2 separate regions of the Homo sapiens genome follow, and region 2 is linked to region 1. A link is an interaction called in ENCODE POLR2A ChIA-PET data of the cell type or tissue named here. Cell type or tissue: PC-3. All regions are shown on one strand.

The links. Peaks named below come from ENCODE experiments on the same cell type or tissue, not always from the same donor. Only the 100,000 strongest peaks of a DNase experiment are listed, where the experiment ranks them.
Region 2: POLR2A ChIA-PET joins it to region 1 with 9 read pairs; 1 of 35 experiments calls an interaction of 5 or more read pairs at or near these places.

The regions. Positions count from the first base shown.
Region 1 is chr21:42,169,067-42,174,066 of GRCh38, reverse strand. No RefSeq gene overlaps it. Among named protein-coding and RNA genes, the nearest start is that of ABCG1, 48 kb to the left of the region's middle. In PC-3, no CTCF peak of the experiment used is centred here; a DNase peak (open chromatin) is centred at 2,526; H3K27ac peaks cover 661 bases.
Region 2 is chr21:41,756,634-41,761,633 of GRCh38, reverse strand. It overlaps RIPK4 (receptor interacting serine/threonine kinase 4), which reads left to right. Exons shown (of 8, transcript NM_020639.3): 2 at 4,818-5,000. Among named protein-coding and RNA genes, the nearest start is that of RIPK4, 7.9 kb to the left of the region's middle. RefSeq lists enhancers at 1-38, 39-673, 674-1,308. In PC-3, no CTCF peak of the experiment used is centred here; DNase peaks (open chromatin) are centred at 1,493, 2,183 and 2,913; H3K4me3 peaks cover 3,432 bases; H3K27ac peaks cover 3,519 bases.

The DNA.
Region 1 (5,000 bases):
CAGACTAATACAACCTTTAACCATAATGGAGTGATAAACGGCATTTTAAAGAAACTACAGCTAATAATTCCCCAAAATAGAAACAGAACTGGCTGTTAATTCAGGCCACCGAGAGAGGAATGAGCAGCATTTTAGAGGTGTAGAGAAACCTTTGCATTTATACATTATTTCTCCAAACTAGCTCTCTGTGTCTCTCTCCTTCTCTCTCCCACCAACACACATTTTAGCGAGTGTTATGAGATGAAACCAACGTTCTCAGGTGCTGGAATGTCATTAAATACTCCAGAGTAGTCATTAACTAAATGGTACCTGATCATTTTGGAAGAGTTCATGGAACTTCTAAAACAATACCTGGTTTGCTTTCTTAGAGTAGTTTTTGAATTGGTTGAATCAGGCTGAACACTTCTAGAAAACTCTAAGCTCTAGGGGTGATGACCTCTTTAAAGGCAAAGGAGATACTGACCCTATCTTCTGTGATAGAGTCATTGGGGGTCTTAAATGATGATCTGGAATGTTCTGGAACAGATGGGTTGCCTCTCCTCTTTGATGAGCCACATGGGGTGTTTTCTGCGGAAAAAGTCCTGTCCCGATTCCCCTTGGAGGATCTCCTGGGCTCACTGCCATTCCCTGGGCAACCTCTAAACGAGAGGTCCCCTCTCCCGTGCCATCACACCTGGCACGTCTCCACACCGGCCAGGGCCCAAATGGACCGAGAACAGGCTTACTCGCGGGATCCTAGCCTTAGCCTTCAAGCTCAGAGAGGTTCCGGGTCCCAACACCCCCTGGATGCTGGCAGCCCTGGCCACTAATTCAGCGGGTCACCTCTGCTCAGCTGGCCGGGGTCTCACCCACGTGCTCAGAGGTGCCGGCGCTTCTCAAGGCATGCCCTCTCCTCCACACCGCCACTGCTGCCCTCTCCGAGAATGCGGGTGCAAGGGAGACCACGCTGGCCCAGGAGTCAGAAGACCCCCATCGAGGCCAGCTCTGTCTCGGCAAGGGTCGAGGGAGGGGTGCATGGGACCTTGGCAGGCCACGGAAGCTCACAGAGCCACAGTTTCCCCTTGTTTAAATGAAGGCAGTAGCCGAGGTCAGTGGTTCTCCACCGCCCACTGCCCAAGTCTCGGGAGAACAACGGGGAGGTGGTAAGAGGCAGAGCCATGAGCCCTGCCCCACTGCTACTACCTGCGACTCCACTTGGATCACTGCACAGCAGGCCGCTGGGCTACAAAAGAACGCCTGAAGCGCCGTGGCGCGTGGCCTTCAAGGCCTTGCTGGTTCCGTGATGCAGTGGCAGGAGGCATTTCTACATGAGTCCGATCCATACACGTGTGGGAAACACAGAAGCACGTTGAGAGCAAATGCTGATCACTTGGCGGAGACTTTCCTGCCTCCCTTCAAGCAAGTCACCCCATCGGTCTTCTATCAGAGTCACGGATGACAAAACCCACCTCTCCCCATCAAAAATGCAAAAGAAATCCGTGCTCAATAAATGAAACAGGAAGGCTGTTGAACTTAATTTTAATTTTACATTTGAAAGAAAATTCTTTAGCTTTTTAAATAATGTTATATATACCTTAAAGATCCCTCTATGAAATAAGTCGTCTTCAATAGAAAGTTAAAACTAGCTGGGGGCTGGGCACAGTGGCTTACACCTGTAATCCCAGCACTTTGGGAGGCCGAGGCAGGCGGATCACCTGAGGTCAGGAAATCGAGGTCATCCTGGCTAACTCGGTGAAACCCCGTCTCTATTAAAAATGCAAAAATTAGCCAGACCTGGTGGCGGGCGCCTGTAGTCCTAGCTACACGGGAGGATGAGGCAGGAGAATCTCTTGAACCCGGGAGGGGGAGGTTGCAGTGACCCGAGATCACGCCACTGCACTCCAGCCTGGGCAACAGAGTGATACTCTGTCTTGGAAAAAAAAAAAAAAAAAAAAAAAACTAGCTGGGGAGGGGGAGAGTATTATTTTATTATTTTTGGTTTTTTGTTTATTTATGTAGAAACTTTTATTAAAGCACGTTGTGAACATTTTTCTAATCATTCCAACAATTCAAGGATTAAAAAATTAGAGAAAGGTCAGTAAAGCAGAGTGAAGTATAACATAATGCTATCATTGTTCTGAACTCAAAATGCTAGAAGAGAAATACTTCCACATCCTCATTTTTAGAACTGAGAACACTGTTGTACACTGTGAGGCAGCTTTAACTATTCCTGAGGCACACAACCGCTTTAGAAAGCATTTGGGGTACAACTTTAAAGCTCTAGGCATGAAATTTTTATATCCCAAACAATTAACACCCACATTATTAAGCACTCAATGCTCCGCTTTAGTTGCAGAGAATGATTTGCAGTTGGTGCTGCTGCTAAGATGTCTCAGTTTGCCCAATGAGATCAGGAGCAAGCATGGGCTCTGGGACAGTTTCCAGGCCCAGCTAGAACACGGATCCAGAGTGACCCACTCTCTGTTTCCAGACCTCACCCACAGTCACATTTGTTCACAATACAGACACACCCAAGGCCTCCAGACACAATGACGCACCCAACAGGGCCACGTTCAGCAGCTCCTGGCAGGCAGCCAAACTTAGGGTCCACCTGAGTCCTATTTGTGACTTTTAAAAGTCTATTCTCTTTAAGGCACTCTTTGATGGTCCATGATTTCCTCTTTCCTCTTGCCAAATTTTAAATGAGAAGCTGAACATTGAGAGGTGAGGACAGAGGGGAGGAGGCGCACATAAAAGTTATCAAGGGGGCGGGTGCTTATCTGGTTGCGTGTGCTAGAGCCTGCCCCAACCTGCGTGTGGTATGTGTGTTTCCGCAGGCTCATCATTCCTTCATTCAGTCAGTCAGTCACTTGGACAGTCAGGAAATCCGTGATGGTACAACATTTGTTGACCTCCCGCCAAGTGCCAAGCATTGTGCTAAAGTTACGAGATGAATAGATATTGTTTCTACTCTCAAGGGCCTTATTGTCTAATGCAAGAGAAAGACAAATAAATAATAACAGCATAAAAATGCTGCAACTGAAGTACAAACAGTACATTCTAGAAGCAAGAGGAAGAAGCCATGTAGTTGCTGTGTCATTTTGACATCTTATGTTAATGATATTTGTATTTAAAAATTACTTTTCTGTTAAGTTGTGATCGTAAAAGAAGTGCTTAAAAATGATGTGGAATGTATTGTAGGGCTCATGTGTATCCTACATGTGTAAAAGTAAAATGTATGAAAACAATAATACAAAGGGAGGGTGGGGAAATGAAAGTACACAGTTATAGTTGTAAGGTTCTTATGCTACATGGGGAAGAGGTGTCCTGTGATTTGGAGATGGCCTGTGACAAATGAAGATGCCCTAGAGCCTGATACTAAAAAGCAACAGAGCGACCACTAAATAACAAAAAAAGTACAACCAACGAGCCAGTTTTGGCGATAAAATGAAACACTAAAAAACACTCAATTTAAATTTTAGGTTATGGGTATTTTACCATGATTTAAAAAAAATACTGAATATTCAATTGATCAAAATAGGAGAGGAAAAAAGGAAAAAGAAACAAGTAAATGATGGGACAAATGAAGCAAATTACAAGATAGTAGACTTAAACTCAACCACACCCAAATTATCTCACATATAAACGGGCTAAGCACTGCAATTAAAAGACAAAGACTGTCAAACTGGACAAGAAAGCAGGGCCCAGATTTATGCTGTCTACAAGAAACTGACTTTAAATCCACATAATGACACAGATAGATTAAAGATTAAAAACATGAGAAAAAATATGCCATGCATATACTAGGCATGAAATTAGCTGGCATAGCTATGTTAACATCAGGCAAAGTAGACTTTAGAACAAGGAATATTACCAGGGATAGGGAGGGACATTTCAGAATGATAAAGGAAGAAAAGTATTATGAGGATATAACAATTCTAAATGTGAATGTACCTAATTATAGAACTCCAAAAATACATAAAGGAAAAGCTGACAGATCTCAAAGAAGGAACAGACAAATCAGCAATTAGAGTTGGCAATTAAACATTCTTCTCAGTAATTGATAGAACAAGTAGACAGGAAGTTAGTAAGAATATGTTCCTTACTCAGGAACAAAGTACTAGCCACTATCAACCTGCTTGCCCAGTTCACAATTACTGACACTCCACCCAACTACTGACAAATAAATACACATTCTTTCCAAGTACATGTAGCATGCTTACCAAGATAGACCATATCCCAGGCCATTAAACAAATCATAATAAAGGTAAAGTGGTTTGAATTATGTAGTATTTGTTTTTTAACCATAAGATAATTAAACTAGGAATCAATAAGAGAAAAATATGTGAAAAATCTTTCAAGTATTTGGAAATTATAACACACATTTAAATAGCCCATAGGCTAAAGAACAAATTACAAAGGCAATTAGAAAATATTTTGAATTGAATGAAAATAAAATCACACCATATCAAAATTTGTGAAATGCAGCTAAAGTAGCACTTAATGGGAAGTTGTTAGCATTAAATGTTTATGTAAAAAAAAGAACAAAGGCCTCAAATCAATTATCCATATATGCAACACAAGAAGGAAGAAAAAAGCAAATTAAATTCAAATTATGAAAGGAAGAAAATGATAAACCTGAGGGTGGAAATCAACGAAACAGAAGAGAAAAAAGGAATAGAAAAATCAATGAAAATAAAACCAAGTTACTTGACAAGATCAACACAATTAATACATCTCTAGACAGGAAAATAAAAAAATTTTTAAAAAAGAGAAAAGACAGAAGTCACCAATATCAGAAATTATAAAGAGGACATTACTATAAATACTACAAACTTTAAAAGAATGATTAATAAAGGAATATTATGAATAACTTTATGCCAATAAATTTGACAAGTTAATTGAAAAACATTTCTTGAAAAACACAAACTACCATAGCTCACTCAAGAAAAAAATCAATAACCTGAATATTCCTGTATCTATTAAAGAAATTGAATTTGTAGTTAAAAGCTTTCCTCAAA
Region 2 (5,000 bases), 410 kb after region 1:
GGCCTCTAAACACCCGAATTGTCATTTCCTCAAAACCCTCCGGCGAGGAGGGTGTGCCTCACACGGTTGCACAGTGGATGTGGGTCTGAGTCCTACGGAAGGACTTTCGCCAGCGCCCCGGGGCAGAGTGTCCGGAGGAGGGAGGCCACACTGGTAGGGGAGGGGCGGCAAGCTGGCCACATTTGAGCAATCGGAAACAGACAAATCATAACTCTGATTCTTAACAAGACATAAAAGAGAAGCAGCAGCTGGTACCATGTCCCAGTCCGATGGTTTGGAAGTTAGTGGCAGTTGCCGGGTTGGAAGTTGTGCTGGTATTCCTTTAAATAACAAATGAGGGCCTCAGCCAACCGGTGTTCCCAGAGGAGGAGAAAGGCTGGGAGCTGAGAGGTGTCATTTTCCTTCTTTGGTGACCGGTTTCATTTTAGCTGATGCTTGACGTTGGCATCAGGTCCTCGTCTTCCTTTTTTCCCAATGCTCACTGAGACTGGGGACAGGGTTGAGAGTCCCACGATCTGATCTGCACCCCCCATCCCTTGATGGGTCCCAGAGCCTGGCCCAAGCCTGTGGCTGCAGGGAGAGGGATTTCCCCTGGAGAGGGAGGAAGCAGCCGATGGTATGCTGGTGATGGGGCAGCTTTCAGCTCAGCCCAGGGACCCCCACAGGCTAGCACTGCACACTGGTGGGCATCTTGTTTTCCATTAGTTGGTCATTTAACCAGAGCGCTAGGAAAGCAGGCCGTGCTCCCCTAAGTTTTGTCTCATAATAATTTCACGTTCATTCCTGATACTTGCTTCACTTGTTCCCAAGGCCAGTGGGATTCTTTGCTCCTTGAGTGTATTCAGACACACTCGACCTGCCCACCCCCCACACCCCCCAGCTGCTCCTCCTGGGGTGCTCCCGCGTCCACCGTAGAGAGCTGCCTAGTGACCCCTGGTGCAGCTCCAGAGAGGTCCTGCAAGCTTCTCCCCTCCACATGCAGTCAATGGACCCATCCTGCAGATTCTTCCAACAGAGTGTGTGTGCTCTGCTGGCTTCCCCTCTCTGCTTTGCCAAGCCCAAGGGGATCCACAGCGACTGCTCCGCTCTGCTGGCCTCCCGGGTGCCCCTGGACTCTGCGCAGGTCTCAGCCTTCCCGATTCTCTCAGGGGCCCTTTCCTATGCTGACTTCTGACTTTGGATCTCTCTTGATTCTCCATAGCTCCCTGGACCTTCCTTTCAAGAGGCTTAGATTTTTCAACCACACTTCTCTTTTGGGGGTAGTTCGCCATCTTCTTCCTTAGAGGGTACACGTAAACACCATGAAGGCGGGAAAGGGACCTCTTGTCCTTAGTTCTGACATATGGTGGATTCAAGCGAGCACTTGCCAATACACAGAACTGCTTAAAATATAGGTCAGGTGAGTGCTGGGAATACTGAAGTGGTGATTCTGGACAGTAGTAGTTTATTGGCTGAAAATGCACTCACTTGATTTACATCGGGGTTATTCAACTTGGCACCGTTGGCATTTGGGGCTGAGTAATTCTTAGCCTTGGGGCTGTCTTATGCATTGTAGGATGTTCAGTAGCATCCTTTAGTTGTGACAGCCAGAATCTCTCCAGACATTGCCCAGTGTTTCTTGGGGGGTGAAGTTGCCTCTAATTGAGAACCAGTGGGCTATGTCCTGAGACGCAGAGCCCTAGCTGCAGGGCTTGCATTGTTGGGGGGCAGACAGGCTGAGATCTCCGAGCCTTTGGTACCTGTCCGATGTATGGGAATTTCCACAGCAAGAGCTAAACAGTAGGATCCAGGGGTTCCTGCTGGCCTTTCCTGCAGGGAAAGTGTTTTCACTATGGTAAGGGAAGCCTAGGAGGGGCTGAACTCTCGCAGGGGCGGTCAGATCATTAAGAAATGGATGCGTTCTGTTGGCACTGTTTTGGATTCACCAGCAGGCGAGGAAATGGGAGCCACTGAGTGATTTCCCAGCACCTGCTCCCGGGTTTGTCACTGGGAGGAGCAGGCCTGTGTCCGAGCTCCAGAAGAGCCCCCTGCTGTGGCAGCGGACACTGGGTTATAGGCAGGGACTTGGGCTGGACGCTGGATTCTGGGGGAATTGTCTGGAGGCCACCCCAGCCAGCTGCCTTGCGTGGCCTGTGTGTGGACATGGAGCTGCTGGGTTTCCTGCTATAGGAGGTCGGATCTCTCCTAGTGTGGTTCTGAACATTTCCTTTAGGGAGCTTATTATATTATTAGAAAGCAGATTGGCTGGGCACGGTGACTCATGCCTGTAATCCTAGCACTTTGGGAGCTGAGGCAGGCAAATCACTTGAGCCTAGGAGTTCAAGACCACCCTGGCAAACAGCAAAATCCCATCTTTACTAAAAATACAAAAAATTAGCTGAGTGTGGCACACCTGTAATCCCAGCTACCCTGGAGGCTGAGGCATGAGACTCACTTGAACCTGGGAGGTAGAGGTTGCAGTGAGCTAGGATCATGCCACTGCACTCCAGCCTGGGCAACAGAGCGAGACTCTGTTTCAAAAAAGAAAAACAAACAAAAAAACAGATTTTCCAGCCCCAACCTGGAATGCATTCTCAAGGAGTGAGGCCTGGGAACCAGCATTCCAGCCAGCTTCCTGGGTGCTTTCTACCATGTCTGTGTTTGGGGCTGCTGATCTCGATCCTGCATGGCCAGCGTGCGTCCGTGGGATTCAGCCTCTTACTCTGAACGCATTCTGAGACTTTTGACCCATGATGCCAATACAGACCATTGCACTGGGATTCTAGTCTGTGAAAACACAGGCTGCACCAGGGAAGTGACCTTAGACCAGAGGTTGGTCAGCTTTCTCCACGAAGGCCTAGAGAGGCAACATTTTAGGCTTTGCAGGCCGCAGGGCCTCTGTTGCAAGGACTCCTCTCCCCTTTGAAGTGCAAAAGCAGCCACAGCCAGTGTTTAAATGAATGAGTGAGACTTTCTTCCAGTAAAAGTTTATTTATACAAACAAGGTGGTGGCACGCTGTGGGCAACCATTTGGCAGTTTCTCAAAATGTGACACATAGACTGTGACCAAGCAATTCTGCTCCTAGGTATGTATCGAAAAGAATTGAAAGCCACGACTCCAGGCGTTTGTCCCCCAATGTGTGCAGATGTGCAGCATTATCCACGAGAGCCAAAAGGTGGAAATGGCCTGCACCCACGAACAGATGAACAAAACGCAGTACATTCGTGCAGCAGAATATTATTCAGCCATGAAAAGGAAGTTTTGATATATGTTACAGTGTGAATAGACCCTGAAAACATGCTTAATGAAATAAGCCAGACACAGAAGGGCAAATTTTATATGCTTATGCTTATATGAATTTGCCTAGAATGTAGAAAAGAGGTTACTGAGGATGGGGATGAGGGAAGGAGTTATTGGTTAATGGGTGCAGAATTTTTGTTGAGGATGATGGAAAAGTTTTGGGTGTAGATAGTGGTGATGGTTGTACCACATTGTGAATGTGGGTAATGTCAGGGAATTGTACACCTGTGAATGGCTAAAATAATAAATACTATGTTATGTCTATTTGACTACATTTTCTCTCTCTCTCTCTCTCTCTCTCTCTCTCTCTCTATATATATATATATATATATTTTTTTTTTTTTTTTTTTTTTTTGTTATGGAGTCTCTCTGTGTCGCCCAGGCTGGAGTGCAATGGCGCGATCTCGGCTCACTGTAACCTCCGCCTCCCAGGTTCAAGTGATTCTCCTGTTTCAGCCTCCTGAGTAGCTGGGATTACAGGCAGGCGCCACCACGCCCAGCTAATTTTTGTATTTTTCGTAGAGACAGGGTTTCACCATGTTGATCAGGCTGGTCTCGAACTCCTGACCTTGTGATCTGCCTGTTTCGGCCTCCCAAAGTGCTGGGATTACAGGCATGAGCCATCACACCCGGCCTATATTTTTTATTTTAAAAAATGGCTGGTTGGATTTGGCTGTTGGCAACCCCATGCTTTGGACCTATGCTGTTTCATTAGTTTGAGTGTGAGGTTGGATTCAGGAATAACTGGGCCAACTCAGGTATTGGGCTTAAACGGAGAAGGTGAGTTGGGTTCCTTGAACATAACTAGTTACAACTTTTTTTTTTTTTTTTTGAGATGGAGTTTTACTTTGTTGCCCAGGCTGGAGTGCAGTGGCATGATTTCAGCTCACTGCAACCTCTGCCTCCCTGGTTCAAGTGATTTTCCTGCCTCAGCCTCCTGAGTAGCTGGGATTATAAGCATCTGCCACCATGCCCGGCTAATTTTTGTATTTTTAGTAGAGACGGGGGTTCCACTATGTTGGCCAGGCTGGTCTCGAACTCCTGACCTCAGGTGATCCATCCGCCTTGGCCTGTCAAAGTGCTGGGATTACAGGCATGAGCCACCGTGCCCGGCCTAGTTGCCTAGTTACAACCTTGAGTGGAACGTCAACTTCTCTTCCCTCCTCCCAGGAGAAGGGATTATCGGCCTGCACCTGCAGTCTCTGAGACCCCCAAGCCTTGGCTCATGGCTGCCTGTGGAATTATTCACACACGTGGACCCCCCACATGTGTTATCAGTGCTACCTGTAAAACGATTAGAATTTCCCTCCTCCTCACTTGTGATAACCCTGTGATGCATAGGTACATTTCAGCAGCCTCAGGACTGAGACTCTGGAAAGCCCTGCATTCGTGATGTGACATTGAAGTGTGCCCCATGTGTGTGCACTTGAGGCATTTGCTCAGCCCTCTGGAGCTGGTCGTCTTCTGGCCAGGGTGCTGTTCCATGTTTGTGGCTGAGTGACCATTGCGTATTCTTCATGCCTTTGAACTTTTTCAGGGAGCGCATGGAGCTTTTGGAAGAAGCCAAGAAGATGGAGATGGCCAAGTTTCGCTACATCCTGCCTGTGTATGGCATCTGCCGCGAACCTGTCGGCCTGGTCATGGAGTACATGGAGACGGGCTCCCTGGAAAAGCTGCTGGCTTCGGAGCCATTGCCATGGGATCTCCGGTTCCGAATCAT